7 separate regions of the Homo sapiens genome follow, and regions 2, 3, 4, 5, 6 and 7 are each linked to region 1. The links are chromatin contacts, found by Hi-C or POLR2A ChIA-PET in ENCODE. All regions are on one chromosome and are shown on one strand. Each heading gives the region's core, a stretch centred on a gene start or an enhancer-like site at or near the end of the contact. The rest is flanking DNA. Distances are from core to core; before and after follow the strand shown.

What was found. A loop is a pair of places that touch in the nucleus more often than their neighbours do. ChIA-PET counts read pairs that join two places held with the same protein, here RNA polymerase II (POLR2A). Pooled maps may share reads with other maps.
Region 2: a map with no recorded cell type shows a loop between it and region 1 (4-fold over the local background). The contact joins the promoter of GCNT2 here to the promoter of DEK in region 1. A Hi-C loop is called at or near these places in 6 of 37 single-sample maps with no recorded cell type and 3 of 50 pooled maps. POLR2A ChIA-PET finds 5 or more read pairs at or near these places in 1 of 52 experiments (activated B cell).
Region 3: a map of naive thymus-derived CD4-positive, alpha-beta T cell shows a loop between it and region 1 (17-fold over the local background). The contact joins the promoter of SMIM13 here to the promoter of DEK in region 1. A Hi-C loop is called at or near these places in 2 of 168 maps with a recorded cell type or tissue (both naive thymus-derived CD4-positive, alpha-beta T cell) and 8 of 50 pooled maps. POLR2A ChIA-PET finds 5 or more read pairs at or near these places in 1 of 52 experiments (activated CD4-positive, alpha-beta T cell).
Region 4: a map of CD4-positive, alpha-beta memory T cell shows a loop between it and region 1 (16-fold over the local background). The contact joins the promoter of C6orf52 here to the promoter of DEK in region 1. A Hi-C loop is called at or near these places in 1 of 168 maps with a recorded cell type or tissue (CD4-positive, alpha-beta memory T cell) and 9 of 50 pooled maps. POLR2A ChIA-PET finds 5 or more read pairs at or near these places in 1 of 52 experiments (T-cell).
Region 5: a loop to region 1 is called in a map of naive thymus-derived CD4-positive, alpha-beta T cell, with 12 times the contacts of the local background. The contact joins the promoter of MAK here to the promoter of DEK in region 1. A Hi-C loop is called at or near these places in 1 of 168 maps with a recorded cell type or tissue (naive thymus-derived CD4-positive, alpha-beta T cell), 1 of 37 single-sample maps with no recorded cell type and 6 of 50 pooled maps.
Region 6: a loop to region 1 is called in a map of naive thymus-derived CD4-positive, alpha-beta T cell, with 10 times the contacts of the local background. The contact joins the promoter of NEDD9 here to the promoter of DEK in region 1. A Hi-C loop is called at or near these places in 1 of 168 maps with a recorded cell type or tissue (naive thymus-derived CD4-positive, alpha-beta T cell) and 5 of 50 pooled maps. POLR2A ChIA-PET finds 5 or more read pairs at or near these places in 1 of 52 experiments (GM12878).
Region 7: a map of naive thymus-derived CD4-positive, alpha-beta T cell shows a loop between it and region 1 (21-fold over the local background). The contact joins the promoter of TFAP2A-AS2 here to the promoter of DEK in region 1. A Hi-C loop is called at or near these places in 2 of 168 maps with a recorded cell type or tissue (both naive thymus-derived CD4-positive, alpha-beta T cell) and 7 of 50 pooled maps. POLR2A ChIA-PET finds 5 or more read pairs at or near these places in 1 of 52 experiments (BJ).

The regions. Positions count from the first base shown.
Region 1 is chr6:18,262,928-18,265,898 of GRCh38, forward strand. It overlaps DEK (DEK proto-oncogene), which reads right to left and starts at 1,603. Exons shown (of 11, transcript NM_003472.4): 1 at 1,458-1,603; 2 at 916-1,069. The coding sequence starts at 1,060. LOC124901270 (a long non-coding RNA gene) reads left to right here and starts at 1,605. Exons shown (of 2, transcript XR_007059486.1): 1 at 1,605-2,150; 2 at 2,803-2,971. RefSeq lists an enhancer at 727-1,278 and silencers at 1,164-1,223, 1,284-1,643, 1,684-1,963.
Region 2 is chr6:10,519,929-10,523,174 of GRCh38, forward strand. It overlaps GCNT2 (glucosaminyl (N-acetyl) transferase 2 (I blood group)), which reads left to right and starts at 1,423. Exons shown (of 5, transcript NM_145649.5): 1 at 1,423-1,489. It overlaps LOC101928146 (a long non-coding RNA gene), which reads right to left and starts at 1,478. Exons shown (of 3, transcript XR_001743961.2): 1 at 1,420-1,478. RefSeq lists an enhancer at 1,710-1,769.
Region 3 is chr6:11,092,255-11,095,461 of GRCh38, forward strand. It overlaps SMIM13 (small integral membrane protein 13), which reads left to right and starts at 1,580. Exons shown (of 2, transcript NM_001135575.2): 1 at 1,580-2,135. The coding sequence starts at 2,060. RefSeq lists enhancers at 1,187-1,727, 1,270-1,479, 1,728-2,269, 2,150-2,269 and a silencer at 1,740-2,049.
Region 4 is chr6:10,692,773-10,695,919 of GRCh38, forward strand. C6orf52 (chromosome 6 open reading frame 52) reads right to left here and starts at 1,844. Exons shown (of 5, transcript NM_001145020.3): 1 at 1,722-1,844. PAK1IP1 (PAK1 interacting protein 1) reads left to right here and starts at 2,200. Exons shown (of 10, transcript NM_017906.3): 1 at 2,200-2,297. The coding sequence starts at 2,214. RefSeq lists enhancers at 1,758-1,807, 1,816-2,418, 1,848-2,227.
Region 5 is chr6:10,837,056-10,840,004 of GRCh38, forward strand. MAK (male germ cell associated kinase) reads right to left here and starts at 1,484. Exons shown (of 15, transcript NM_001242957.3): 1 at 1,448-1,484. RefSeq lists a silencer at 1,547-1,676 and enhancers at 1,897-1,956, 2,007-2,166.
Region 6 is chr6:11,230,777-11,233,977 of GRCh38, forward strand. NEDD9 (neural precursor cell expressed, developmentally down-regulated 9) reads right to left here and starts at 1,892. Exons shown (of 7, transcript NM_006403.4): 1 at 1,728-1,892. The coding sequence starts at 1,739. RefSeq lists silencers at 1,400-1,449, 1,930-1,979.
Region 7 is chr6:10,402,941-10,405,982 of GRCh38, forward strand. TFAP2A-AS2 (TFAP2A antisense RNA 2) reads left to right here and starts at 1,562. Exons shown (of 1, transcript NR_145448.1): 1 at 1,562-3,042. It overlaps TFAP2A (transcription factor AP-2 alpha), which reads right to left. Exons shown (of 7, transcript NM_001372066.1): 4 at 1,568-1,799. RefSeq lists enhancers at 104-1,303, 1,216-1,510, 1,306-1,923, 1,734-1,843 and a silencer at 1,224-1,603.

The sequences.
Region 1 (2,971 bases), core at 353-2,852:
GGCTTAAAAAAAATCCGGGTTTAGGAAGAGCGCTTCAACCTCTTCCCAAGTGTGGCTGAGTCGTAAACATATACGAAATAACCGCAGACTAAGCTAATATCAAAGAATGCTAAGAGATGCGACTCGGATTTTTAAATGTTTGGAAACATGTCAAGAAGCGGGTACACCTGAAACAGACACTGCATGCATCCTGGATAAACTGCCGCAGCACACTCCTCTATTCAGTCAAGTTTCCGTTTCACACCTCCAGTCAAATCAGGGCTCATATCGCCCTCCCTTAAAACAGACACAGGTTCGAAACCGAGACAGTGCTGGGCTCACATTTAACTTTCTTTCAGAGTTCACTTTCTTCATTTTTAACTACTTTCTCAAGTAGCAACAGCTTTCACCGCTGTTTGCCAGGGAGGGAAACTTTTTGGTAAATGTAAAAATATTCGAAAGTATTCAAATACTTCCGGGTCTAGCCTTATAACTTCAGTCTTAACGGGCTGCACCAAGACCTTACAATAACTTCAAAAGGCAAAAGATGTGTAATGAAAAGGACAAAATTAGAACATCCACTTAGCAACTTCAAAGGTGCACACACACAGGTAAAAAAAAAAATCAAATCCAAGACCTACAAACTTCCCGTCAAATGATGAAATGTTAACGAACGTTTAGAGCGGACGAGAAGTCGGCTGCACTCCAATACATCTCTACCACGCTAACAAATACTTTAAAAACCGGAATACACAAAGTCAATTCTACGCCATCGCTCAAAACAAAAGCAGATAAATTGTGCACACATTCTCGCTGAAAATCACTCCGACTTCACGCCTCTAAACACCAAAAGAGCAAGAAAACTGTTTCCTGGGTGAAAAATACAAAAAAACTTCGGTCTGAAAAATTCATCAGTTGGGATGCGACTCCCCCCACCTTTTTCCTCCTCCTCCTCCTCCTCGTCGTCCTCGTCCTCTTCCTCCTCGCTCTCCTCTCTGGGACCGGGCATTTCGGGTTCTTTCTCGGACGCGGGCTGGGTGGGGGTTCCCTCCCCCTCCGCAGCAGGGGCCGAGGCGGACATGCTGTGAACCTGCATGCGGGAAGAAAGCCGGACGTCTCGGTCCTCCTACTCCCGCAGGCAGGACCGGGCGGCCACCCTGAATGATGCTACCCTTCCCGCGGGACACCTGCCCTGAAAGTTGCCTCCTCCCATAGCCGGGACCGCAGCGCTCAGTCCCCAGGGGCGGCTTCCCTCCCGCTCCGCCGCCGCCGTCCAGGGATTCCCGAGGCGGGAAACCGCGCCCGCTGCCCCGCGTGCGCGCGCGCCCGCCCGGCCTGCGCTGTTCCCGGCCCGGCCCGAGCTGCCGGCCCTCCACGTCCCCTCCCCCGCCCCAGGCCGCCGTCCAAATGGCCGCGTCCCTCCCCCGTCGGCCGCGGCAGGGGCGACCGGGCCTCCGGCGTCCCGAAGCAGCCCTTACCGCGGATTTCGGCCGCCGCGGGCCTGGCACGCGAGGGCACGAGGAGGTTCTGGGAGGCGGCGGCGGCCGACGCCGAGGAGAAGGCGCGCGGGCCGCTGTCTGGCGTGACGCTCGCGCCGCGCGCTCGGCTCCCCAGAATCAACAAGATTTTCAAAATGGCGGTTCGGGAAGGAGAGCGGGAATGCGGCGACCAATCAGGGCCGCGAGCTGGGAGTTGGCGGGCGCGGGGCGGGGGAGGCGGGGCGGCCGGGTGCCTCCGCGGGAAGCTCGGGCGGGCGGGACCGCGAGGGGTCGCCTCGGCCGCGGGCGGAGGGATGCGCGCGCGGGGCTCTCCCCGGCTGCGCCTGGAGTGTGGTCGGCGCTCGGGCCCCGGAGTGCGGGCGGGCTGTGTCCCGCGGGGCGGGCGGGAGCGGGAGGCGAGGCGGCCTGGCAGCGCGGAACGGAAGGACGCTAGGGGGCCTGCGTGTTTATTGTTTCCACGGTCGCTTCCTGGAAAAGATGATGAGCAGTCCCGGGCCGCGGAGGGGCGCGGCGGGCGCGGTAAAGAAGTTTAGAGATCTCCGAAGTCGCTATCGACAGTGTTACTCTGAGGCGGAGGAGAATTAATCAGCGGTCTCATCAATGCTCCAGAAATCATGCTGGGTGATAGATAACTCCCAAATCTGTATTTCTGAGGACCGCATCGCTTGTAAGGTGCACCGAAAGGAAAAAGATCCTACCTGCCACGTTAAAGGTTCACATAGCCAGCCACATAGATTTACACCCCTGTAAATATAAGGGGAGAGGCTCCCTCCCACCCCATTCCTTCTCCTCTCCTCTCTCACACACACTCTCTGTTTTATAATAGAGGAAATATGTTATTTGGCCGGGTCCAGACCCTTCTCCCAGAGTTCTAGGTCATCTATGCAGATGCTTTTTACACATTCAACACTGCAGACACTCAAAGCAGTATCTTCCCTGCTCAATGCTGCCTTCTTTTGTATGTGATTTCCTTTATTTTCTCCCAACTCTTCAACCACTAGCTCACCTGAAGGATCCTTGTACTCAGTGGACTTAATAGAAATGTGATCAGTGAAATTTGCCTGGACTCTGGGTTGCAGGACAAAAATTAGACATTTCCTTTGAATCTTCCCTTTTCCTTTTGTTCCCCTTCCAAAACATACGCGAATAGTGTCATTTCTACCCTCAAACGGTATGCCATTTTCCACACTATTTATCCCACTCAAATCCTATCCACACTCCACAGCTCATCTCTCCTTCTTGCTGCCTGCAACGTGGTTGGGAGTGGGGGGTTGTGTTTCACCCCTATTTGTGTTACAGCTCTTTCAATCCTACCATTTGGCAGGTCCTGAGTTCTGGTCCTGTGTCCAGGAAGAGTGAGGCACGCAAACAACTGGAGGGTGAGCAAGGTGGACAGGAGCTTCACTGAGGGACAGAACAGCTCTCCTGAGACCTGAAGTGGGTTGCTCCTTTCTGCAGGGGGGTTGTCCCGACTAGCGTCCTGCCCTCAGTGG
Region 2 (3,246 bases), core at 173-2,672, 7.7 Mb before region 1:
GCAAAACTCGGTCTCAAAAAAAAAAAAAACGAAAAAGAAAAGAAAAATAATCATTGATTTGGGCCGGGTGTGGTGGCTCACGCCTGTAATCCTAGCACTTTGGGAGGCCAAGAGGGGTGGATCACTTGAGTCCAGGAGTTCAAGATCATCCTGGTCAACATGGTGAAACCCTTTCTGTACTAAAAATACAAAAATTACCCGGGCATAGTGGTGGATGCCTGTAGTCCCAGCTACTCAGGAGGCTGAGGCAGGAGAATTGCTTGAACCTGGGAGGCAGAGGGTGCAGTGAGCTGAGATTGTGACACTGCACTGGGTGACAGAGCAAGGCTCTGTCACAAAAAAAAAAAAAAAAAAAAAAAGTTGATTTGCTATTTCTTCAGTTTATCCTGGCTTTATGACTGGAAAAAAATTTTTTTTAACTCAGTTGGATTTTTTCTTTTTTTTTTTTTTTTTTTAAGTTGATGTCTCACTATGTTGCCCAGGCTGGTCTCAGAATTCCTGGGCTCAAACAACCCTCCCGCCTCAGCCTCCCTAGTAGCTGAAACTGCAGGTGCACACCACCATACCCTGCTTTATCCCCACTGAATTTTATAAGCTGCTTCTGACTGCAAAGTGTTTGGCAGAAGAGAGGGATATGGCTAAATGCACGGTATGACTAGCTTGTTTCCTGGGACAGGAATCAGTTCATTCCTGAAAGGGTATGTAAAGAGCCCGTTTGCCTGGCCTAGGAAAAGCCAGAGGTTCAGAGAGAGGAAGTGACTTGCTCAAGATATACAGCTTGCATTAGAGAGGAGAGAACTTGCCTTCTGAAAATGCCCAGGGCATTTTCTACTAAATTCTGCTGCCACCTTAGGATTCCCCTTCCCCAGTGTGGGTAGCATTTGAGCAGAACACATATCTAAATCTGTTAGAGGTTACCCTGGGGCAGAGACTATAAGATTTCCTACCAATAACTAAACATAAGAGTGGAACCTTAAACACGAGGGGTCTGTGAGGGAATCCAAAACTTCCCCTCTTGAAAAAGCAGCCTCTAAGGGGGCAAAATGGAGGGTAGTCTTAGGAAAACACCCAAATAATTATCCTGAGGTCTATCTTGGAGTGTCCTCATGAAAAACCCAGTTACACCCAGGGCAGTTACCTTTCTGAGCGGTTTCTTATAACATTCCTGGAGTGGAAAGTGATCAACTCAAAGCCCTCCAGGACTCTAGAGGCAGGGGATGAGCTGGTGTCAGGTAGCACCTGGTATCCAGCAGCTTAAAAAATCCAGACTCTAGGCAGGCTCTCTGTAGACGTGTGTTCTCCTGTCTCAGACTCTTAGGGCAGGCCTTGGGGGTGGGACTGAAAGCAAACAGACCTTCCCACTTTCACATTCCAGCCTCTGTTATTCCACTTAAAACGCTAGGGTTAAACTGCGTTTACCTTAAACAGGCTTACTGTGTTCACTGCTGGACGCCTCTGGGCAATCTTACCCTCCTGGGAACTGAGAGAGGTAGGTGGAGGTCAGCGTGCTGGGAAACTGGTGGAGGGAGGAAACTGCGGGGAGCTGGTCTTCTCGTGTTACCTCTGTTAAATCGCTGACAGCAGTTTAAGGTCCAATAGGCTGGTACTCAAATGGGCTGCGTGGATGTTTTATATTTCCAGAACCTAGCACAGTGCCGGGCATAAAGTAAGTACACCAAAAAATGTTGAATGAGTCATTTGGTCATGAGATTTCTGTTTTCAAAGGTTTTTTTTTTTTCAAAGAATAGCATGTTTGTATGTTGTTTCATTACATGATGGGCCTACTGGGCACGAGGGTTTTCCATCTGTCTCTAAATCATTAGTATCCTTCTGTATCTCAGTTACAACTTTTAACTTTGTAGGAAAGAACAACGTTCACTTCAGACTTAATGGTTTATGTTTCTCAGTTCCTTCAGGCAAGGGAAAATGTTTCCAGAATTTGATAAGGTACTTGGTACTGTCTGGCATTTAAATTTTTTTTTTTTTTTCCAGACATAGTCTCACTCTGTCACCCAGGCGAGAGTACGGTGGTGCGATCTCAGCTTACTGCAACCCCCACCTCCTGGGTCCTGCCTCAGCCTCCTGAGTAGCTGGGACTACAGGCATGCACAACCAAGCCCGGCTAATTTTTGTATCTTTAGTAGAGATGGGGTTTCATCATGTTGGCCAGGCTGGTCTCAAACTCCTGACTCCATGTGATCCACCTGCCTCAGCCTCCTGAAGTGCTGGGATTACAGGCGTGAGCCACCGTCCACAGCCTGAAATGTATTTTATTTAATTAGTTGCTGTGAGGTATGAACATTCCTGTGAGGTATGAACCTCATTTGATAATAGGTAAAATTGAAAATGAAGCTCTGGGCCATGTAGAAAAGTAGTAGATCCATATTGCCATTCTATGAAAACCCATCTTCTGATATTAAAGACAGGTCTACTAAGTAAATTCAGGTTTTGCCAAACTCAAAGCTACTTTTCTGTTTTCCTTATTTTTAAATGTAGGCCTTTGAGAGTCGTCACTTGTAAATAGTCTTTCTGCACCTGGTAGTAGATTGGCCAAATAGAGGGTAGTTACCTGTAGGCTGTGGTTTTCCAGAAGAAATAGGGAGACTGTAATCCCAGGCCCTGGGGACCCTACAGCGTAAAGGATCTGTTTCTTTGCACTCTGTTCTGATTGAACAGCATATTGCAATTATCGGAAGAAGGGAGGCTATATTCTTTCATGTAATTATTCTTAGTGATCAGAAGCTTGAGGTCTCCCTTGTGGAAGTATTCTACCTATGGCAGTAATTTTTGGTTCCTGTAACTTCAAAATCCTATCAAGGACTTTCTGAGCGATAGAGGTCGGGAGGGTAAGAGCAAAACTCCATCCAGAAAGGTGAAAACAACAAACAAAGCCTCGGGCACGGAGATTGGGCTGCTGTTCTAGCTTCTCATAATATCCCATTTATAGAATACACTCAATCCTCAACTCCAGGGTAACTTTCTGCAACAGTAAAATTAGACTTAAAACGAATGAGGTTCTCCAGCTCTGGCTTCTCCCGGAGACCCTGGCTTGGAAAGCCTGGAGTTGTCAGATATCTTTTCATGTGCAAACGCAGGCGGAAAGTGCCTTTAAGGCCTCGACTCCGCCTAGTAACTGAGCTGCTATTTAACTTTGCTCAGTCTTGCATTGCCTCAAAGTTATTTGACTGAGCTTGAAAAGACCAGCTTTCAGCCAGGCGCGGTGTGGCTCATGACTGTAATCCCAGC
Region 3 (3,207 bases), core at 330-2,829, 7.2 Mb before region 1:
AATCAAAGAGAAAAAGGTCCTTTAAAATAAATTATTTTAGTTCTTCCGATGGCTGTTTTCTTTTCTTTTCTTTTTTTTTTTTTTTTTGATAAGAGTCTCTCTGTTGCCCAAGCTGGAGTGCAGTGGTGTGATCTCGGCACACTGCAACCTTGGCCTCCTGGGTTCAAGCGATTCTCCTGCCTCAGCCTCCTGAGTAGCTGGAATTACAGGCGCCCACCACTACCCCCGGCTAATTTTTGTATTTTTAGTAGAGACAGGGTTTCACCATGTTGGCCAGGCTGGTCTCGAACTCCTGACTTCAGGTGATCTGCTCGCCTTAGCCTCCCAAAGTGCTGGGATTACAGGCGTGAGCCACCTCGCCTAGCCCTGACGCGTATTTTCAACTGGCTTTTAATAAAATGTGTTTTAATTATGCAACATAATTGAACCACCCATGAAAAAAGCACACACTGATTTTTTGTAAATATATCTTAATTGCACTGGGTTCATTCTCTTCACAGGAATCTATATTAAATCTGTTGCAAAGCAAGTAATTATCCTTTAATGTATTTTTATACATGGTATTTGTTCCTAATGTTGCTTCTTAGGGAATACAGTTCACATAGTAGGGCAGCTGGGTATGGCAGGATACATTTATTAAATCAAGGGATTGCTGCTTAGAACTTTTGTGTTTGTTTTTGGAGACAGAAGACAGGAAACTGTAATTTTTAGAAGAGTAAAAAGGTATCTCAGGGAGCAAAAGAATCACAGGAAAACTCGAAGGCTCTGATTCCTTCTAAAAGAGGGACACATTTACCCTCTATTCTTCTGGGGGCACCTCTTTAACAAATGAATGTAATCTGGCGGAAGTGGGGAGTTTCAATTTTGGGTGGAGATACAGTAGTTGAGATTACTACAGTGTCTTGTTTCGTAGAGGTGTAAGCCAGTGCGGCAAAATCTCCAAGCTTGGTCTCAAGGAGGCAGCTGGGTCTAACTTACAACTCAGGCAGGTGATTTGAGGGCAGTGCAGCTGTCCTTAAGTCACCCGCGGGCCATTTCTGAAATGCTTTACTTACGAAAAGATAGAACATAACATCTGTTGCAGGGGGAAAATGAGATTTCGTGTCCTGACCCGCGTCTGCGGCAGGGACCTGAGTTCTTCCTCCAAGTCCCAAATAGCCAACCTTCGCCCCCGGCAACAGGGCTAGGTGCACGAGCAACCAGTTTTTCAGGCAGCCGCCTCCTCTTTCCTCTCTCGCCGTACTTCATCGATTACGGCTAGAAACAAAACGACTTTGTATACGGAGTAATGGTTGAAATCTCACTGGCGCCTCAGCAGGACGGGCAGCCAGATCCGCGGCTTTGGAGAAGGCCAGCCCACGGTCGTCCGACTGAGGCGACTTGAGCAAGACCAAAGGCAGAGCCGCCCGAGAATGAAAGCAGCGAAGCCCGAGTGGCGGTGCATTCTGGGAGTTGTAGTCCCTGCGAGACAACGCCGTCCCGACTCCACCAGGCTCTGCACTCCATCTCCCAGCCGACCCCGCGCCGCGGAGGAGGCGAGCTTGGTGATGAGCTGCCCCAGCGGTAGGGGGCCTGGGGCGGAGAAGCCGCTACAGCCGCGGCCGGGCGACGCTGACATCTGGCATCCCTGGGGTCTCAGAGACACGGGTGGACAGCGACGAGGGCCTTGTGGCCGCCGTGTGTACCCGTGCTTACCCTCTGTCCTCCCTACAGGCGCGCGGCGTCCGCCATGGAAGCGCATCCGACCGCTGGGGTCTCTGGGTGCCGCGGCCTCGGCTCTCCGGGGCGATGAGGGACTAGAGGCGCCCTGAGGCCCGCCTGCCTCCCGCGCTCTGGCCACCCCGGCGGGAAAAGGATCGGGCGGGCGGGCGGTCCCACAGTGCCCGCCTTTGCGCCGCCCCACCCCCTGGGGGCGCTGCCGAGGGGGCGCCAGCCGCCCATGCCGCCCCGGCGCCCAGCCGCGCCTGGCGCCCGCCGCTGAAGCGCAGGACGCGCCGCCGCCCGCGCTCACCGCCGTCCGCGCCAGCCGCCCCGAGCCGACTGCCCTTCTGCCCCCAAGATGTGGCACAGCGTCGGGCTGACTCTGCTTGTGTTCGTGGCCACGCTGCTGATCGTCCTGCTGCTGATGGTGTGCGGTGAGTGGGGGCGGTAGCCGCGAGGCAGTTCCACACGCCGGGTCGCTGATCTGCTGGGGTTTTTTTTGTTGTTTGTTTTTTTGAAAAAAACAAAAGGGCGTGGACGGACAATTGTCTTAAAATCAACTGTTGTCCCTTAGCCTCTAGGGCTGAGCGCAGAGGTGGGCCCTTTACTCATGGCCGGCCCTCGGGCATCCTGGGGAGGGAAAGGACAGGCTCCAGGGCTTCCTGCCTCTGAGTGAAACTCAGCCTTGCTTCACCGGCAGCGTCTGCTCTTTCATTCTCACCACAGGCTGCCCAGATTGTAACCTTGGCCTGCATTCGAAGGTGAAGTGATTGATTGGTCCTTTTTCATTTGCACAGATTCTGACCTTAATAATGAGAGGTGTCACCTTCGTTTCATCAGCGAGTGGGGTAGAGTTGGGTTTTCAGCACGCGTGAAATTGTTTACTTAGAGTTCAGCCTTAAACTCAATTCCAAGCAGAGATGTGGAGACCAGGCAGAGCTTAGAAACACCGGCTATATTAAACTTGCAGGGTCGGGTAACCTAACTCTCAGTTCTATAATAATGGTGCTATTTCGAATGCTGTGCGTATTTTCCTTCTTGGAATGAGAGGACGTTCAACTTTTTTCTTCAAATAATGGTAGCCCAATTTTAGATCTTTTTGATTTCTTTGTACATGTATAGTAGCTGATAACCACAGGTCTCTTAGCAAAGTGGCTAAGCAATTGTGAAAATCTAAAAAGTACGTAGAACACGTGTCAGTGAGTTTACACATATTTATAAGACTGAAGTATGGGTTCAGGTTGATGTAATAATGGGTCAGAATTCATACAGATACTATAGGGCTTGTTCATTACACGATAAATGTACAAATTAATACTTAGTGACGCTGTGGAATATATGTGTGCACTTGTGCATATGCATGTGTATGTATTTATAAACTTATATGTTTATTTTATTTTTTGAGATGGAGTCTCGCTCTTGTTGCCCAGGCAGGAGTGCAATGCAGTGGCCTGATCTTGGCCCACTGCAACCTCTGCCTCCTGGGTTTAAGTGATTCTCCTGCCT
Region 4 (3,147 bases), core at 594-3,093, 7.6 Mb before region 1:
CTAGGCCTCGCAAAGTGCTGGGATTACAGGAGTGAGCCACCGTGCCCAGCCAAGAAAGATTTTGGAAGAGTGAATGAATACAAGGATTTCCACTAGACTGAGAATTAGTTTGTCAACAGCATTTCAGTGTCTTGAGAAGTGTTTACATTTGGCGTGGACAAAGCTGGCAGATGACGTAGAAAGTAAAAAGTTGCCTCTTCAAAGTTTCCCTTCTTGTTAAAGAATAAATCATAAATGTTAGAAACAATAGTTTCTTTTAAAGACTAACTTACTTCAAGCCTCCTTGCTTTGTGCTAATAACTCTGTTAAGCCCTATTGTATGTAACTGCGGGACATGCTCACAGGCCCAGGCACGTTCCAGCTCACAGCCTGTTTAGCAAATCGGGTATCAGTTTAAGATTATGAGGTCCAGCCCCAGCCAACGGATGCAGGACACAGCAGTAAGGACAACCCAAAGGCGTAAGGGACAAATATGTCTGCTTTTCCTTTGTTCAGGAGTGCTCTCACCATCGTTCCATCTGCAATTGAGCACCCTTTCTGCATAAAGTAAAAATTGCCTTGCTGAGAGATCTTTTGTCTCCATGCTGACTTTTCTTCGTGTCACCAATTATCTATTTCTAACAATAACAAGGTCTTTTCTGCACTGCAGTGACAACCAAAGCATCCCAAATGAAATCATTTCTGCAAGACCCAAACTAGCCTCTATTAACACGTACTAACAATTCAGAACACCAGAGAAGAAAAGTTATTGGAAACAAAAGGGTCTAAGCGCTGAAGCACTGTATCGCACTTGAAATGGAGGCTGAAGATTTGAGAAGGATGGACTATGCATCTTGTTTACCAAATGACCTACTACGGTGTTTATGAGAACTATACGAACCAAGATTTACTCTGTTGGGAGCTTGTAGGAAAGCTGTAATGTCTAAGACATACCTGAATCTCTAAACCTTATTAAATAAAACTTTTTTTTTCTTTGAAAGGGGGCCTGGCTCGTCCCCCAGACTGGAATGCAGTGGAGCGATCTCGGCTCACTGCAGCCTCGACCTCCTGGGCTCAAGCAATCCTCCCACCTCAGCCTTCCGAGTTGCTGAGGCCACAGGCGGGCGTCGCCATGCTGGGCTAATTTATAACATTTTTGTAGAGACGGCATCAAAATATGTTGCTCAGGCTCACTTTGTTTTCCCAACTCTCAAATGAAGGCTCTGGCCGGGCGCTGTGGCTCACGCCTGCAATCCCAGCAACTTTGGGAGGTCGAGGCAAGCGGATCACCTGCGGTCGGGAGTTCAAAACCAGCCTAGCCAACATGGAGAAACCCTGTCTCTACTAAAAAATACAAAATTAGCCAGGCGTGGTGGCGTATGCCTGTAATCCCAGCTACTCGGGAGGCTGAGGCAGGAGAATTGCTTGAACCCGGGAGGCAGAGGTTGCGGTGAGCCGAAATCGCGCCACCGGACTCCAGCCTGGGCAAAAAGAGCGAAACTCCGTCTCAAAAAAAAAAAAAAAAAAATGAAGGCTCACTGCTCCCTCCCCAGGAGGTGCCGCAACCTTGGCCAATACAGCCCCAGAGTTAGACAAGCAGACAGAGAAAGTGTGCAGGGCTGGGGTTCTGGCCCGGGCAGACGGGAACGCGGACACATCTAGCACTCCGAGTCCGTCAAGGCAGCGCGAGCGCTGCGCCGCTGGAACAAGTCACCGCGAACCCTAATCCCACCCCTCCTTACCCTATTAACGACAGAAAGCCTCGTTCCGCTGGTCCCTGAACAAAAACTCCTACCCTACTAGTACACAGCCCACAACAATGCACGCTGCCGGCGCTACAGCCCCTAAGCAACCGGCCGGAAGTCGGCCCCACCTCCTCCTGATGTCACGGAAATGAAGGGCTTCGCAGAGGATGTCCCGCCCGCTCCCTTCAGACGGGCGTAGCTGGCACCTTCCTGAGATATGCCTGCTTGCCCCCGATTTTTTTCTCCTTGCAGTGAGAACCTCCTCATGTGGCATCTTTACTTATTCTCTTCTTGGAAAATCCATGTGACCTCCCCGCGCTTAAAGTGTTTCCACGTTACAGGCGACTTAAAGGCAGCCCTGGAGCCTGACGTATAATTCGAGCGCCGATGCAGAAAGGAGTCAGGTGTTTTTTTTTTTTTTTTTTTGGTTTCCGGTTCTGTCACCTCCAGGCTGAGCCGGGCTGGCGGAAGAGGCACGTGCGCTGCTGAATGGAGCTGGTCGCTGGTTGCTACGAGCAGGTCCTCTTTGGGTTCGCTGTACACCCGGAGCCCGAGGCTTGCGGCGACCACGAGGTGAGATACCGCGTAGTTAGAGACAGTCGGAGGCGGGGCCGGGAAGGTCGGGTTTGGTTCCTACACAGCAGAGGTGAACATTGGAGCGCCTGCTGTTCACTGGATGATTTGATGAATCAAACCTAAGAGACTTAAGAGAAAAGCTAACCTTTTAAACCGTAGAATGGACATTTTATCAAAATGAGGCAATATCTGCCTTTTCTAGTAGACAAAAGGTCCACGGGACACAAAGGAAACCGGCATTTCTGCATACGGACAAATGAGTCGTAGATTGTGGATTTAAGGATCGATCCCATAAGTTGACAGTATTCAGAATTTAATGAAAGAAGATCTCGCTCTTTTGCTGAATTTCTGCCCTGGAATTTTACAAATTACTAGAACTAGATTAGGATAAATCCCTTATAGGTAAAGCGATACCAATTCATTATTTGTTGGGAACTTATGGCGAGCTGGGCGGTGGAGATGCAAAGATGCTGGAGGTATGGATCTTGCCTTAGAGACGTTGCCTACATAAGGGGTGGAGGACTGAGGAGACGCATAGATGGAGAGAAATTACAGCAGAATATGATATTACTAGATGTGTGAATAGATAAAAAGGTCAAATAAATTATCAGTAGTCAAATAGGTAGATAGGACTATACTCACGACTAGGAATCCGACCTCCTAACATCTAGCTCACTTTTATTCTTGAAGCAATTCTAAGCATTTTCTAGAAAATTGAGTACAGTACTTCTTTATGAAGTCAAGGCGTCGGTCTTTAATTATCCAGAAAATTTGGAAGTATATCACTTGGCCTATTGCTTTCGTTTATTTTGTTTCCTACTCCAGTTATTTGCTCTTTGTCTTTGGC
Region 5 (2,949 bases), core at 234-2,733, 7.4 Mb before region 1:
AAGAGGGCAAATGAAGGGTAAAACAAGCGTCTGCCAAAAACTGAAGAGATAAGGCTTGGATGTCTTCAACGTGGCTTTCTAGAACATATTATGTCACTCCGAGGCTGGCTTAACGCTTCTAATACACAACAAAAGAGTAATTAACGTTTTAAAAGTCACCAAACTCTTTAAAAAGCAACGCAGGAAAAAAAGATCCCAAACTAACCAAGTCGAAGTTTTACAGAAATTAAATGAGCTATTACAATGGGAAAACAAAGACTGTATCTTAAAATATAAAAGCACAGTTCTCTGTGCTCATATTCACAAATTATTTCAAAGCTTATACACAAAAAAAGTCCACCCCGACGAAGAGATTAAACGTCCTGCCCGGTGCCTGCAGTGGAAGCAGGCGGTGGCGCGGTTGGGGGAACTTTCTCCCTCCCGGTCAAGCCTCGGGAATTGAAGGGCCGGGGAGGCGGGGCCCGATCGAAAAGCTGGAAAGTCACTTTTGTTTTCACCATTATTTCACTTAATGGGTTGTGTTTCTGAATAAATAAAGTCAGATAACTTTGGCTTCCCTCTTTGAGAATTCCGTTATCATTAGAACAAATGTCTGTTTCTTTTAAACGATTATCTAACCACATTTGCATACAGCTCTTTCCTTGTAGGATTGAGATTACTAACCACTAAAAACCAGTTTTATTGCTCTCGACACCGCACTCTCGACCTGTCCCTAAATTAAAACGGATTACTTGCAGAAAAGGGACAGTTTTCGTCACACACTTTCTGATCCGACTCTGCAAACCAGGGCTCTTAAAAGGCTCCAGGGACCGCGTGGTGGAAGGAGGGGGCGTCCCCGGGCGCCGGGAGTCCGGCGCCGTTGGGGGGGACGGGGGTGTGCGGAATTCCACTTTCACCTGAGCGTCCTTTGGGATGCACCAGCGAGGGCTGGAGTCGGACCTAATTCCTGTTTTTCTCCCTCCTTTTAGATTTTGCAACAGTTCTGAACTCAGTTCCGCTGCCTCCCTGAGACCCAATCCTGCCTCTCTGTCCTAAAAACAGTTTCCACCGCCAGCCCAAGCAGCAGGGGAGCAGAGGTGGGAGATCCCGGAGGAGAGTTTAGGGGCGGGGGTCTCAGGCTAAGGGACGCCCGGCCGTCATCCTCCCACGCCAGGCCGGCCCCCGCGGTCCAGGAGGCGGGAAAGTGGTCAAGAGGTCTGGGAGACACCGACCGCCTTCCCTCGGGCTGACCACTCCCGCCCGCTCCGCCCCTCCGGGGACCCTCCTCCCTCCAGTCCTTCCCCTACCGGCGTCAGGGACCGGTCTCCGGGCGGAGATTGGCCCTGGTAGCACAGGGCGCCGAGGGGACATGCCCGGCCAGCCTCGCAGGTCGGGCTCCGGCTGGGTCGGACAGAGGGTGGTGGCCCTGCAGCCCGCTGGGGATTACCTGTCCGCGCCTGCTGCTTACCTCGTTCGCTCCCTTGTGAAGCTCCGGCGTCTTGTGTGTTTCATCTCCTAGGAAACGGCGGGGGCAGCAGGCGGGCCTACGGCCGGCCCAGAGAGGGCGTGGCCTCGCGGGAAATCCCCGCCAATTCCCGCAGGCCCCGCCTTCCCCGGGGCGGGGCTTCATGGAGCCGGGGGACTGTCGGCTGAGCTGCAGCAAGTGTGCCATTTAGACTTGGGGTTTAGGGGAGTTGATTACCTTTTCAGTCAGGTCTTTGTCAGAAGTTGGTTTGTTTGCCCTTTATTTTGTTTTGGTTTTGTTCCGATTCATTCTACAAAGTCTTGATTAATTAAAATATGGTTCCCAGACCGGGCAGAGCAAGAGAAGGAAGTCTGTTTGCCTCATACTTGCACTTGTTTACTTGTGCCTGGGGAAAAACTGTTCTTGTATGCAGTTCCTTAAATTGGTCAATTCCTTGGGTATGTATTACCTCTTGAGCTGCCCTTCTAAGTTTGTTTCCATTTATTCATTCAGAGAACCTGCCTAGTATCAGCCACAGAGTTAGATAGTGGTAATTCCAAGAAAAATGACTGAATGTGTGAATAAATGGGTAAATTGTAACTAGTCTAGAATTTAGAGAGGAAGGCACACTTGTGTTACTGCAAATAGTTCAGATTGGCTGGCAAAAAGGGTCTACGAAACAGAAACATAAGTGATGAAGCAGTGGTGCGGCAAGTTAGTAATTATTAGGTGTCAGGATGTGGGCTTGGGACCAAGAATAGCGCCAAGGTAGACACGACAGACATGCCTGTGGCCCTCACAGCTTAAAGTGAAGTAGGCTTTCACGCGTATGTTTATGGCAGCACAATTCACAATTGCAAAGATGTGGAACCAATCTAAGTGCCCATTGACTAATGAGTGGATAAAGAAAATGTGGTATATATACACCATAGGCTGCTACTCAGTCACAAAAAAAGAATGAAATAATGTCTTTTGCAACAACTTGGAAGAGTGGGAGGTCCTTATTCTACGCAAAGTAATACAGGCGTGGAAAACCAAAAACTGTATGTTCTCACTTATAAGCAAAAGCCAAGCTATGAGTATGCAAAGGCATACACAGTGAAATAATGGACTTTGGAGACTCAGAAAGGGGAGGATGGGAGAGAGCCTAGGGATAAAAAAAACTATGCACTAGGTACCATATACACTACTCAGATGATGGGTGCACTAAAATCTCAGAATTCACCACTATATAATTCATCTATGTAACAAAAAACCACTTGTACCCCAAGAGCTATTGAAATAAACATTTAAAAACAGACGGGGCTCAGTGGCTCATGCCTGTAATCCCAGCACTTTGGGAGGCCCAGGTGAGTGGCTCACCTGAGGTCAGGAGTTCAAGACCAGCCTGGCCAACATGGTGAAACCCCATCTCTACTAAAAATACAAAAAATATCTGGGTGTGGTGGCACATGCCTGTAATCCCAGCTACTCGGGAGGCTGAGGCAGGAGAATCACTTGAACCC
Region 6 (3,201 bases), core at 642-3,141, 7.0 Mb before region 1:
TGGAGAAGCAGGTTTCTCCATGAATGCCAATCGCAGTTTACGCTGTCAGTCACTTTATCAGTTGCCTTTAGATTTTCTTTCCATAAAGAGTAAAGCTAACCACGATGAGATCATTGAATAAAAGTGACTTGAGACTTTGTCGCTTTCGTCACTTTCTAGATTATAGCACTCAATGTTAATTTCAGCCATTTATACTTTCCAATAATAGACATATGAACATACTTTCTCTTTTTTCTGCAAGCCAGTTCTTATTCAACAACAGGGAAAGGAGGAGCAAAAAAGTCACTCCAGGCTGAGTAATATCTGGTCCTATCATTGTTCTAAATAAGGAAATATGGGGTGAGCCACTTTAAGGAAGATAACTTTCCTGCCAAGTAGAGGGATTTGTTTCTGGTTGCATCCTAAAGTCAAATATTAATAGTCTTCAGGATGACCCTTTCCTCTGATCTTCCCTACTGATGAAGATAATAGAAAGCTGATGAAACAGAAATAGCTGATACCTGTGTCTTCAGACAGTGGTAACGTAGGCATTACTATAAAGACTTTTGACATTTAGACTTAAAGCTTTTGAATAAGATTCATAGTTTTTGAACAAAAGCTTTATTACTGAGGCTAGTCAGTGGCTATCAGTTAGACCAAGTATTTACAACCTTACATCAAAAAAGGATGGACCAGAAAAATTTAGAAAAAAAGCGAAGTAGCTTCCAGCTAGTGTACAGTTAATATAAATTGTCAATCCACAAGCCTAGCACCCTTGCCCAAATCCATCTTAATAATAACACTTTTGTTTAAAATAGCATAAAATAAAATAGTAGCACTAGCACTCATGTCTATTCATCATTCAAGAAAAATTCATGTCCAATTCATTGCAGTCTGCTTTCTTTGTGTCCCCTGGAAGCTGCTTGCCTCCTTAGATGGGAGTGACTTAAAAGAAAAAGGGGAGGGGGGAATATACGGAGCAAGTCAAAAATCCTTTTGGCAAGAAAAATCCACAAACAATGGTGTAAAATGCATTGGAAAATAATGCTGCTGAAGTACTATGACTATGACACTCTGTAAGCTTTCAGGCACAATGAGCCAGCCTGAGCCTTCGCACTCTCACCCCATTCAAACTCCAATAAAAATGTTTTCAAGAAATGGCTCATACTTATTTATTCCTACATCCAATATAACATAAGGATGTCAAAATTTTCCATCCTCAGCTGTGTAATCTGGGCTTTTAATTTCTCCCACCAAAAGTGCATATGGCATACTCCTTCCGAGACCAAACGATTAAAGCAAAGTCTGGAAAACTTTGCACTAAGAGCCAGTCTGAGACAGACTATGCAGTCCTCATTCCTCTCATTACAGTTCCCCAGGGCAGTGGAAGCCAGGCCTGGGGAAGCCAAGGAGACTTGAGCCAATGCCTGCCGCGATTCAAGTCAGACACCCTCTGATCTCCAGTGGCTGCTGTGAAGCGGCTCCAAGTCTTAACTTCTCACCGAGGTATTTCCCCGGCAACTTTCAGAGCAGATGGACTCGGGTGTACTGTGAACCCCTGGAGTGGGTCTCAAAGACCGGGTCTCTGCTTGCTTGTCTGCTTGCATGTCAACCTCAGTGACCGAGACTCATCTTAGAACTCTCCGGGACACACAAGGGACTGACAGTAAGGAACACGCATACACAAGCACACACCCGCAGGCACAGCTTTCAGCTTGCAAGGTAACCTGTAAAAGGCACTCTCTTACCTTATACTTCATTTCGGCAGCGGTGGGTTGAGCCGTTTTCCTACACTAGTTAAGACAGCATTAAGCACTGCGGTGCCCGCCCCTCCATTGAGTGCAGCGCTAGATGAAAGCGAGAAGGTCCCGGGCAGAGCCGCTTGTCAGTCGCAGCGCCTCCCTCAAGTCTCTGAGCTCACTGTTGTGACTGAGGCAGGCTGATCGCGGACCTCATTTGCATGCCGCCCCGCCATTGGCTAGTGGGACAAGGTAATGCTCAGGCCCTGCCCACCCCTAATTCTGAAAAACTGACAAAGAACTTGTAATGTGATCGCTTCTTTTTGCTTTATCAGACGGTGGAAAATAAAACAGAAAGTGGGGAACCGTCCTGAACCTTACTCTGTCCTCCCGCCCCCGCCAAAAAAGAAGACAGAAAGAGAAAGAACAGGAAAAGGAGATACATTCTTTTTAAGATTAACCCAAATTTTAAAGAAACTGAATTCACAAAAGCAGTCTGACAGTCGCGCTTCCTGTGACCTAGCAACTCCTTCATAAACCCATTTCGTTTCAAAGCCATTCACCTCACAATCTCTACATGAAACGAACTCCGGGAACAAAAGGTTTTCTGTCTCCGGGCCCCTTTTTACTAACCACCCCTGCTGATACCTCTCTCTCTCTCTGTCCCTTTTTCTTTCCCCCTCCTCCCGCCTACTTTTTGTGTGTGTGTGACTGTTTGCTTTTTTTGTTCTTTTCAACGTTCAAAGTACTTTGCGATGTCAGTCTGCAAGGAGCTGGAAGACAATTCTCCCTTAGTGAAAAGGAACCCTCTAGCACACGCACCAGCGTTTTCCTGGACAGCTTCTCACCAGGGCCTCAGAGTTGCGGGTCACACATATTGAGCGACCTTCAGTGGCTTTGCTGAGGATAAAGGTTAGATGTGACCTCTCGGATGGGGTTGGCCAGTGCACGCCCTATACATCATCACCGTCCACTGAGTTCTGTGTTCTTTGACGGCTGGCATTTCTAGCTCCAGCTTTGAACACTGCAGTGTTTTTCCTTCTGACCTCTGTCCTGAGGATGACCCATTAACCCACCAACACTTATTATCCAGGAGAACGAAAATGCCCACTGTTTGATGAGCCTGGTTAAAAAGACCAGTCTCTCTCCAGCGAAGCACAGAACATAATTTCTATAAAGGTTCCATTTTAGGATTTCTATAGAGAAAGAGAATCACCCAGAAAACAGAAATGGTCACCTTCTGCAACTCTTCTCACGGACAGAGCAGTGAGGCGAAAAATTCCTTTTTCCCGGGCAAGACTGAGACTCGGTGAATCCAGACAATAGCTGTCCCTGAGTGGGATGCACTCCAACCAGACTACATGACTTGGATGGAAAAATCAGCCCTTATTTTTTTTTTTCCTGACCAAGTTGGATCAGAATCTGATTCCCTTCGCGTCTAACACACAAATTCCCAATGGATGAAAACTCTACTTTTATGATC
Region 7 (3,042 bases), core at 312-2,811, 7.9 Mb before region 1:
TATATTTTCTCTGCTGTTACAATCACACCAATCCCAATGGGGTCTTTAAAACTGTCTTTGCAAGATATGCTGTTAGGTTGTTCCGAGTAACCAAAGTTATCATCACTCTCACGTTTCTTGCTCTGGCTCTAGCCCCAAAGGGAAATTCGTTTCGCCAACTGTTTACGTGCCATGTCACCAGCCTAACTGGAAATGTCAAAAGCTGATATCAGCCCTAAAAGTTTCACTGATTTCAGAGACAATGGAGGCAGTTCTAAACAGATGTCTAAATAGAATCCCATAATCAGAAAGTGGTTAAGATAAATTGTTTAAATAAAACAGCAAATTAATTAATTTCAGATTTTATTCCCTACTCAAGTGCTCTTTAATTGTGTGGATTAGATTATACTCCCCTAGGTAAACAGTCTCCAATATTGGGGATGGGGGAAGGGAAGGAAAAAGCAGAGGGCAAGGAAAAGATCTGTGTCAGTGAAAGACTACAAAGGGAAAGCAAAATGACTGTGCAGGAGGAAGAAAAGACTAGAATGGTTGATGTTAAACCCTTCCAAAAAATGATCTTTATAGGCTTTGTGCGGGATATAGCCACTAGAAAGGAACTGTGGGTCTATCAACACATAAGTAAATGAATAACAGTCAAAACAATGAAGTTCTCAGTATTATTAAAGAAGAGAAGAAACATTATCCGGGTAAGTTCAACACAAGCCCCACAACTCACAACGTGCAGTGGAATCCTAGGGGTAGGAAGCCCACAGCAGGGAGAAAACTGCCCTAAGGGAAGGTGCTTTACCTTGCTGACCCTTATAAAATCTTATCTACTAAATGAATCACTCAAACCTCGCAGGGGTGAGGTAAGAATCCCTGGCTATGTATGTAACAGATGCATTCCTTGGTAGTGACTACACACAATGCACGTAAACATGCTCGCACGCAGCCTGGCACACATCAGGGCCTCAGTAAATTGGGAATCATCATCATATGCAAACGCCTATAGTATGGGGGTCTGGAGATGACAGCGACCGGAAAGCATGGCGTGCGGACTCAAGAGGACAACCATTCTCTTCCTTTAGTTAAAAGCCATTCTATTAAAACCCTATACAAGGCACGACCGGTTACCCTCGGAGACCCTACTCAGAGAGGTAAGGCAAAGCGAGGAGCCTGAGAGGAACTTTTCCTGGGCTTGCAAGGTGTGCGCGAAGAGGGAAAAGGTGGCTGTACGGCGCCCCGCGGCTGCAGTGGCCGGGATTGAGCCCGCGGCGGAGCGAGCTGCGCTTGCGCGAGGAGGAGGGCGGAGCGGAGGACTCCGCGAGCGCGCGGCAGCGAACGAAGCGCGCACCAGAACTCGCTCGCGGGAAAGCAGCGGAGAGCGCAGGCGCGCGCCGCATCGCCCGCTCCCCCGCCCCCAGATCCCGCCCACTTGGCTCTACGCTCTTCTCCCCGCCCCCTTTCCTTTCCCGCGTAGGGAGGGCCGCGGCGCGAGGCCTGTTTGCGTCGCCGCCACCGCCCCGGCGCAAGCGCAGTGGTTCCCCCGGCCGCGGGGCGGGGCGGGCGGGGCCGTGCCGGGCCTCACCTCCGGAGCACTCCGCCCAGCAGCGACGCGTTGAGACACTCGGGTGGTGAGAGCCGCCGCTGCACTTCCGCCACCGTGACCTTGTACTTCGAGGTGGAGCTGAGGAGCGAGAGGCGACCCGGAACTGAACAGAAGACTTCGTTGGGGTTCACCACGCCGCCGAAGAGGTTGTCCTTGTTAATAGGGATGGCGGAGACGGCATTGCTGTTGGACTTGGACAGGGACACGGGGCCTGCGGAGACAGAGGGGAGGCCGCGTGTTGGGCGTCGTGGATCACCCCCAAATCCTGCCCGACCCCGGCCCTCATCCCGGCCAGGGCCGGATCCCAGGCTTTGGGCCACAGTCCCCGCTTTTCCGTCCGGCTCTGAAATTCTGTGGCTCTGCTACTTCCCTTCCTCGGGCTCGAGCCCTTCCCTACCTCACCCGGCGGCCGGGAGGCGGCCCTGCCCTCCCCCAGCCAGCCTGGCCTGCGTTTCTGCCTTGACCCTTTCCCCTTCGCCGTCAAGGGTGCTCTCTAGAGATGGGTGGTGAAATTGGTGACCCCTGAGGCGCTGAGCATCCGAGCGGAGTGGGCCCCAGATGAGGTCCAGGACCACGGGTTCAGGGTGCAGGGGAGGGAATTACATTTGCAAACCGAGAGCAAGTTACTTGTACTTCAGGGGTTTTGCTGGGTGGGGTTTTAGTGTCGGGGAAAAACTGCTTCAAAGACCCATTATTAAAATCAGCCGACAATTTAGATGGCTAAAGCACCCTGTAAACGAGCGTTTTAATTGAGGCACCACGCTGGGAAGTGGTGGATTTTGTTGTCCACACCACACGTCCCGTCTTTTTGATAAATAGGCCCTTTCCTATGTTCAATTTTGAAAACGTCTCAGTTTTGGAGATCCATTCCAAGGCCAGTTTTGAACTGCGGAGTGGGGAGGGAAGAACAGGCCTACAGTGGAATACTAGCAATGTGCCCTTTTGTTAAGTAAATACTTAACAGTCCTCTGCTAAAGCGCCTTTATTGGGAAAGTGGGTATATATACTTCCTAGTTAAAACCATAAGCTCTTTATTGCTGGACTCACCACTGTTAGAAAAAAAAAAAATAGAAGACCTGCAGAAAGTATACTAATGCATTACGTTTCTCAGCACCAGTGTAATTCAGATGCATTCACAACCATTTAAGTACAGTATGCATTGTATTTTAAAATTCCATTTGGAGACATCATATGCACACAATCTCATCACAGTGTTCCTTATGCGTTCTTTAATGGGGATATGCTAGAGGTATAGGGAGGTGGGGGGCTCTAGGTTTTGGATAGATCACTTGTGACATTAATAGCTCTGGGGAGGCTAATAGAGACAATAGGAGTTAAACGAACTCTTGAGAGATTACTAATAAAAGAGCCAATTATCATGTCGACTTGGAAAGAGCATCTCTTAAGATTTATCCCTTGCACATCTAATTTGACGTGACAAAGACTTCACAGAT